Regions from separate parts of the Homo sapiens genome. Here region 2 is linked to region 1. The links are chromatin loops, found by intact Hi-C in ENCODE. Cell type or tissue: heart left ventricle. All regions are shown on one strand. Links, peaks and the distances in the headings refer to the core of each region. The heading gives the core; the rest is flanking DNA. Region 1 overlaps INTS6 (integrator complex subunit 6). Region 2 overlaps DHRS12 (dehydrogenase/reductase 12).

Evidence for each region. Peaks named below come from ENCODE experiments on the same cell type or tissue, not always from the same donor. Only the 100,000 strongest peaks of a DNase experiment are listed, where the experiment ranks them.
Region 2: a loop joins it to region 1, with 4 times the contacts of the local background. A loop is called at or near these places in 41 of 110 quality-filtered maps.

Annotation. Positions count from the first base shown.
Region 1 is chr13:51,433,612-51,436,536 of GRCh38, reverse strand. All of the region lies in intron 3 of INTS6 (integrator complex subunit 6), which reads left to right. Among named protein-coding and RNA genes, the nearest start is that of INTS6, 18 kb to the left of the region's middle. In heart left ventricle, for the core only: a CTCF peak has its summit at 1,364; no DNase peak of the experiment used is centred there.
Region 2 is chr13:51,784,737-51,787,661 of GRCh38, reverse strand. The region is part of intron 4 of DHRS12 (dehydrogenase/reductase 12); the gene reads left to right. Among named protein-coding and RNA genes, the nearest start is that of DHRS12, 18 kb to the left of the region's middle. In heart left ventricle, for the core only: no CTCF peak of the experiment used is centred there; a DNase peak (open chromatin) is centred at 1,325; H3K27ac peaks cover 1,903 bases.

The DNA.
Region 1 (2,925 bases), core at 176-2,675:
TATATGGAACTCCCCCCTACTTTTGCTTAAGTCATAGTATTCCATCTGTTTTTAATGCTGTTGTATTTTTAACATAAGGAATTACGTGGTTGAATAAAGGAATTGTATCGGAACACAGTCGTGTAACGGAGTTACTTGAAACTAAAAATATATTTCTTATACTGTGGAATTCTAACATGTTTTCTGTAGCTGTAGACCTTAATGTATTCTGTTACCAGATTTTTATATTCTAGCAGATTTTATTTTAGAATACCAAACACATTTTTAATTTTGAAGAGTATTTGTTTTGAACATATAATAAATGCACATGGTTAAAAAAAAGTTGAAGTATTATAAAAAGTTACCCAATTGTTTACTTCCTTTCTATGGAGGCAACCATGGCTAATCAGTTTCTAACGTATCCTTCAGAGATCTTTTTTATGTGGTCAAAGGTTTTACAAGGGTTAATGTCTTAAGATGAATATTTTAGAGTTTGACATCAAAAGACTCATTTATACTACACTACCTGAGATTTTAACAATAAAAATAATAATCTTACTGAAATCTAAAACAAATGTGAAATTTGTAATTCTGGCCTTGGAATATTGATTTAAATATAAGCATGTTAGGCCTTTATTGACTTAAGTAATTCTGTTTTGTTTGTAATATGTTATTACCCAGTTTGTGTATTTATCCCTATAATTTAATGAACCTCCTCCACCTTTAAAAAAATTAACAGTATTAATGACAATGAATTATTGACTTGACAAACATGATTAGCACATCAGAAGATTTTATGACCCGTTTAAGGGTAAGGTAGCATTCCTATGCCCCTCCTCCACTACATTTTCAGTTTCTTAGGTAAGTGAAAATAATTGTTTTCCTGAGATCAGGTTAGTTTATATTTGGAGGAAATTACCTTTTCTTAGTATTTTCAAAATTTTTTTTCAAAATTTGTTGTAACATTGCAAAAGCATTTTCTTTCAAAAATAACATAGGTTATAATAGATAATATCTGTTTACATTAATTCTTTAAATTTTCTTATTATTGAGATTTTATGCTTTAACTGAGTAATTTAACACCATGGTAATTGGTTGTTGAGAGAACTATAATAGGAAATTTTAAGTGAAGTAAAAGGTTTTGCTTTATATTATCTTGTGGCAGAACTCTTACTTGAGGTTTTTGACCAAAATTAAAATGAAAAATTTTTAATGACAGATTGACTCCTGTTAGTAAGTAGCTCTAGAGCTAGAACATTATATTTTGCATTATATTTTCTAGTGATATGTTTGGATTTCTTTATGACAGGAACCACTGCTCTGAGAGTAAAACGTGAATTTATTCTGCTAATAGCAAAAGTAAACTTTTAGTCCCTCTACTGGCTGTCTTTGTTGTAGCAGAGCTTAGATTTTTTTTTTGTTTTAAATATATCATTATAATTATGATAAAGGCTACTTATAACTTTATGGCCAAGGTGAATATTGACAGAACTTCTAAAGGATTGTCTCCCAACTGAGTGACTTTATAAACATACTTACTTAGGAATAACAATGTAAAATAATTGCTCTTAAATATAAGGATTTGGGAATTATTAAATTGCGTAGGCTTGACACCAGATAGTGAATAACATTATATTGCAGTAATTAAGTTGTAACTCTCATTTAGACTTTGGAGGTGTTAAAACTTTATTTTTTTGTAAAACATGACAAAAAACAATACTGGCAGACAACTAAAACTTTTTTAATTTGCTGGGTAAACAATGTTGACAGAGAAAGATGACATTATGCAGCAACAAAACAGTGCAAAACAGTATATAAGAAAACTTTCTTGGAGCTACATGTTCACTTTCTGCTAGTGATGTAGAAATTCATGCTTAAATAAATTTGTTAATGTCAAACATTTATATAATAGAGATGGGGGCACATTTTTCCTGAAGAAATAATAAAACAACCTTGTGTGTATAAATTACATTAACTTAATCATTATTCTAATTTTTGTAGTAACTGATTATTGCTTTTCTTAGTGTGATTCTTGACTAAGCTCTTTAATCTTAGAGGGGAAAGAATCTTAGGCATGGCGGGATAATTGGTACAATGAGGATGATAATAATATTTTTCTTTTTTCTTTTCTATGTTTGATCTTTATCTGACTTTTCCAAAATTTAAAGTCACTAAAGAACTTATTATTTTATCTTGTGTTTGTGTATATACTCTCTGAAAGTTGAAGTTATATTGTTTTTAAAAGTAAACATTAGTATATATTGTGTTTTGTTTCAGTGTGTGTTGGGGGAAGATACACTGATTTTATACATCAAGAAATTAATGGCTAAGTAATTACAGAATCACAGGAATCTACCAAGTAAAGGAATAGTTTTACTATAGTTAATTTTATTGCAGAAAGGATATATTAAAAACAAAACAATCTGATTATAATGCCATTCCTTGTTGGGTAAATATGGCACAATCCAGGTTAGTATGGAATTATGTCCAAGAGAATTTAGCAGCTGCCAATAGGACCTCCAGGTGGTACAGAAAGACCATGTGGATTTTAGAATTAGAATAGCTTAATAAGGTTCTGGCTTTGCCACCATCTAGGCCACCTTGAGTTATATCATTTAATCTCCCTGAATATTTTACCTCACTAAGTTTTTTTAGGGTCAAATGAGATAAGTGCTTTATTGTTATTATCAAGACGATAGCAGTAATGTTATTGTTATTATAGTAATTTCAGGCCCGTTTAAGGGTATCCTCTGTGGAGAGTATTTTGTGTAAGACTAGTCAAGTTTCAACTAAAAGCTTTGTTTTGTTGTCTAAGAAAAAGTAACTTTGGTTTTAGTGTTTGAATTTAGCTTAATTAAATTTAATAACTCAGACTTTCTGTTAAGTTTTAATATATTTTAACTTAATTTTGTAGACATGGGCCTTTAAAAAGTATTACCTTTCGGG
Region 2 (2,925 bases), core at 231-2,730, 350 kb before region 1:
TTTAATTTAGTGCTATAATGGAGGTAGTCCTACATCACAGATGAGGAAACTGAGGTTGAGAGAGATTGTTTCACTTGCCCAAGGTCAAGTGAAGGAGCCAGAATGTGAACCTCGGTCTGACTTCCTCCACGACCCACGCTCATTACCAGTGCACAGTTCCACCCATCCCAGCATGTCCTCCCTCACCCCATCACCGTGTTATCCTAAATAAGTGCTAAGAAGTACTGGGAGGGGGTGACCAGCTATGCCAGGGAAGGCTGGGCTGGGGTTTGGGGGCACCTCTCAGAGAAGCTTAAAGGTTTTGGAAGATGAAAAGGAGGGTAATCTGGGGACCTTGGCCTTGCTTGGGAATGTGGACAGGCTTGATAGACTCTAAAGGGGCTGTCTATTTGATTATTTAGCTGGTTAAGTTGCACCTTTGTAAGGATCCAGCCTGCTTCTAAAGACCTTGCTATCTCTTCCTTTTCATTTCCTGTTTGTGTTAGAAACATCTTACTGATTATTCCAACCTCTCTGAGAAGCGTAATAATTCTCGGGCTTTGATATTTATTCATCCTCTCTCAAGTGAAGGAAGTAGTACAATACACAAAGAGGCATGCCAGCACAGAGGGGCAGCTCCATGGGTCTTTGCTTGAGAGAGAAGGAGATACAGAGAGGTTAAAGTGCTGTCATTCTTCAGCAGGACCAGGCCAGACAAAAAACCTGGACCCCTGTCCGAGTCCTGGAAAATTGCTGGCTGCCTTTCTAATATGAAACATGTTTTCCTGGCCTGATTATGTAATGTGGGATAGGTTGTTTTCTATTTTCTAAGATTCACATGAGCTGTCAGAAACATTTGCAATCTCCAGCCAAACACCAGTAGGTTCCTGATACTCTGAGGAGAGCGTAAACCTCAGCATTCGCAGGATTTATCACTGGATCCTAAGGGTTTTGAAGCTGGTAGAATAGTTAAATGCAAAATGCCTTCAGCACCCATGCCTACACACGGCTTTGTTGAGACATCACAGTGTATGAATTAGATAGTTTGGAAAGAATAATTCTTAGCCTTTTGCGGGGGCGGGTGGGGCCTGGAGAGATTTTCATATCCTACTGAGGGACAAAAGCGAGCTGCCCTGGGTCAGTTGATGCACAGTTGAGCCATGGAGGGGAAGAGATTGCAGGAGACAGCTTCTGTTGGGTGGCTGTTCTCACCCCTTTGTTTCAGGTCTCCTCCAGTCACATACGTTTTGCCTGTTAGCATTCAGTGGCATTAAGAGTCCATGAGGAGTGAAGACAGATGGGAGAGGGAGGGCGGGGAGGCTGAGCTAAGTGCCCTGCTGGCAGCCTGCCACAGCCTAGCGTTAGCAGATTAAAACTCTCACCCGCATCTTAGCCTCTCTCACCACAGGACACAAGACGAGGACACTGATTCTATCTCCACCAGGACAGCTGCGTCACCAATTAATTGACTGTGATAAACAGGCAGTGGTGCCTTAGCTCTTTGGCAGGAGGCGAGGAAGTTCACCTTAGGTCACTTTGGAAGGATGTACGTCGTGAGACAGAGTGTTGTCGCTTGACATTCTGTTACGTGGCACCCTCCTCGGGCACATCCCAGTAACTAGTGAGAGCTGCTGTTCGACACAGGGACCCCAGGTCCAGAGATGCTTTCATAACAATAGCACATACTGAGCACAGTCCCTGTGCTGCAGGCTGCACTGAAGGCTTTTCTTGGATTCTCTCATTCAGTCTCATAACCATTTTACAGATTTTACAAATGAGGAAACTGAGGCTCAGAGGTAGTCTAAAACCAGTCTGTGACTCACTTCCTAAACAAAGGACAACAAAATTGTGGTTGGGGCATTTTTTAGTGTAGGGTTGTATCATCAGCTATTGCTATGAAACAACTCCAAAATCTCAGGGGTGTACAATGATAAGCATGCATTTTTGCTGACTCTTCTGCAGATCTATTGAGCAGGCTGATCTCAGCTGGGCTCAGCTGTGTGTCTCCAAGCTGCAGGTTTGGTATGGAGTATGTGCCAAATATCTTGTATCCTCCTTGGACCAAGGCATATTCTGGCCAACGTATATTCTCAGGGCAATGGCAGAGGCCCAGGTGTGCGAGCAATTCCAAGCCTCTGCTTGCATCCAAGCCCCTTTGATTAACTGGACATGATATCCAGTTAACCAATCCAGAAATCAGCAGATATCCAATTAATCAAAGCAAATCATTTCACAGAGCTCCAAATCAAGAATCAGAGAAGTGTACTTCTCCCACAGAGGTGGCGAGGAGAGAATGAATATTGAACAATAATCTGCCACAAGGGTTTGTTTTTTTTTTTACATTCCAATTCTTTGAAAACGGGTCACCTGAATTTAATATGTTAACTATTTATTAATCAAAATACCTAACGAACAAAGGCACCTTATTTGTTCCATAAACATTCTGGTTTTTTTTGAGACAGAGTCTCGCTCTGTCACCCAGGCTGGAGTGTAGTGGCACAATCTCAGCTCACTGCAACCTCCATCTCTTGGGCTCAAGCAATTCTCCTGCCTCAGCCTCCTGAGTAGCTGGGATTACAGGTACACGCCACCACATCCATCTAATTTTTTTATTTTTAGTAGAGATGGGGTTTCACTATGTTGGTCAGGCTGGTCTTGAACTCCTGACTTCAGGTGATCCACCTGCCTTGGCCCCCCAAATTGCTGGGATTACAGGCATGAGCCACTGCGCCTGGCTTGTTACATAAACATTTATAAAGGGCCCATTTTATGCCAGATGCTGTGGCCAGTTATGGGGATTGAGAAATGGAAGGGACTGCTGGCCTAGTGGGGGAATTAGACACATACATAATTTCAGTAATCATGTGGTAAAACTCTGTTTTCATCCATGAAGGGAGTTTGGTATGGAGACTCAGAGGAAAACAGAGAACAGTGCTTCCAAGGCAG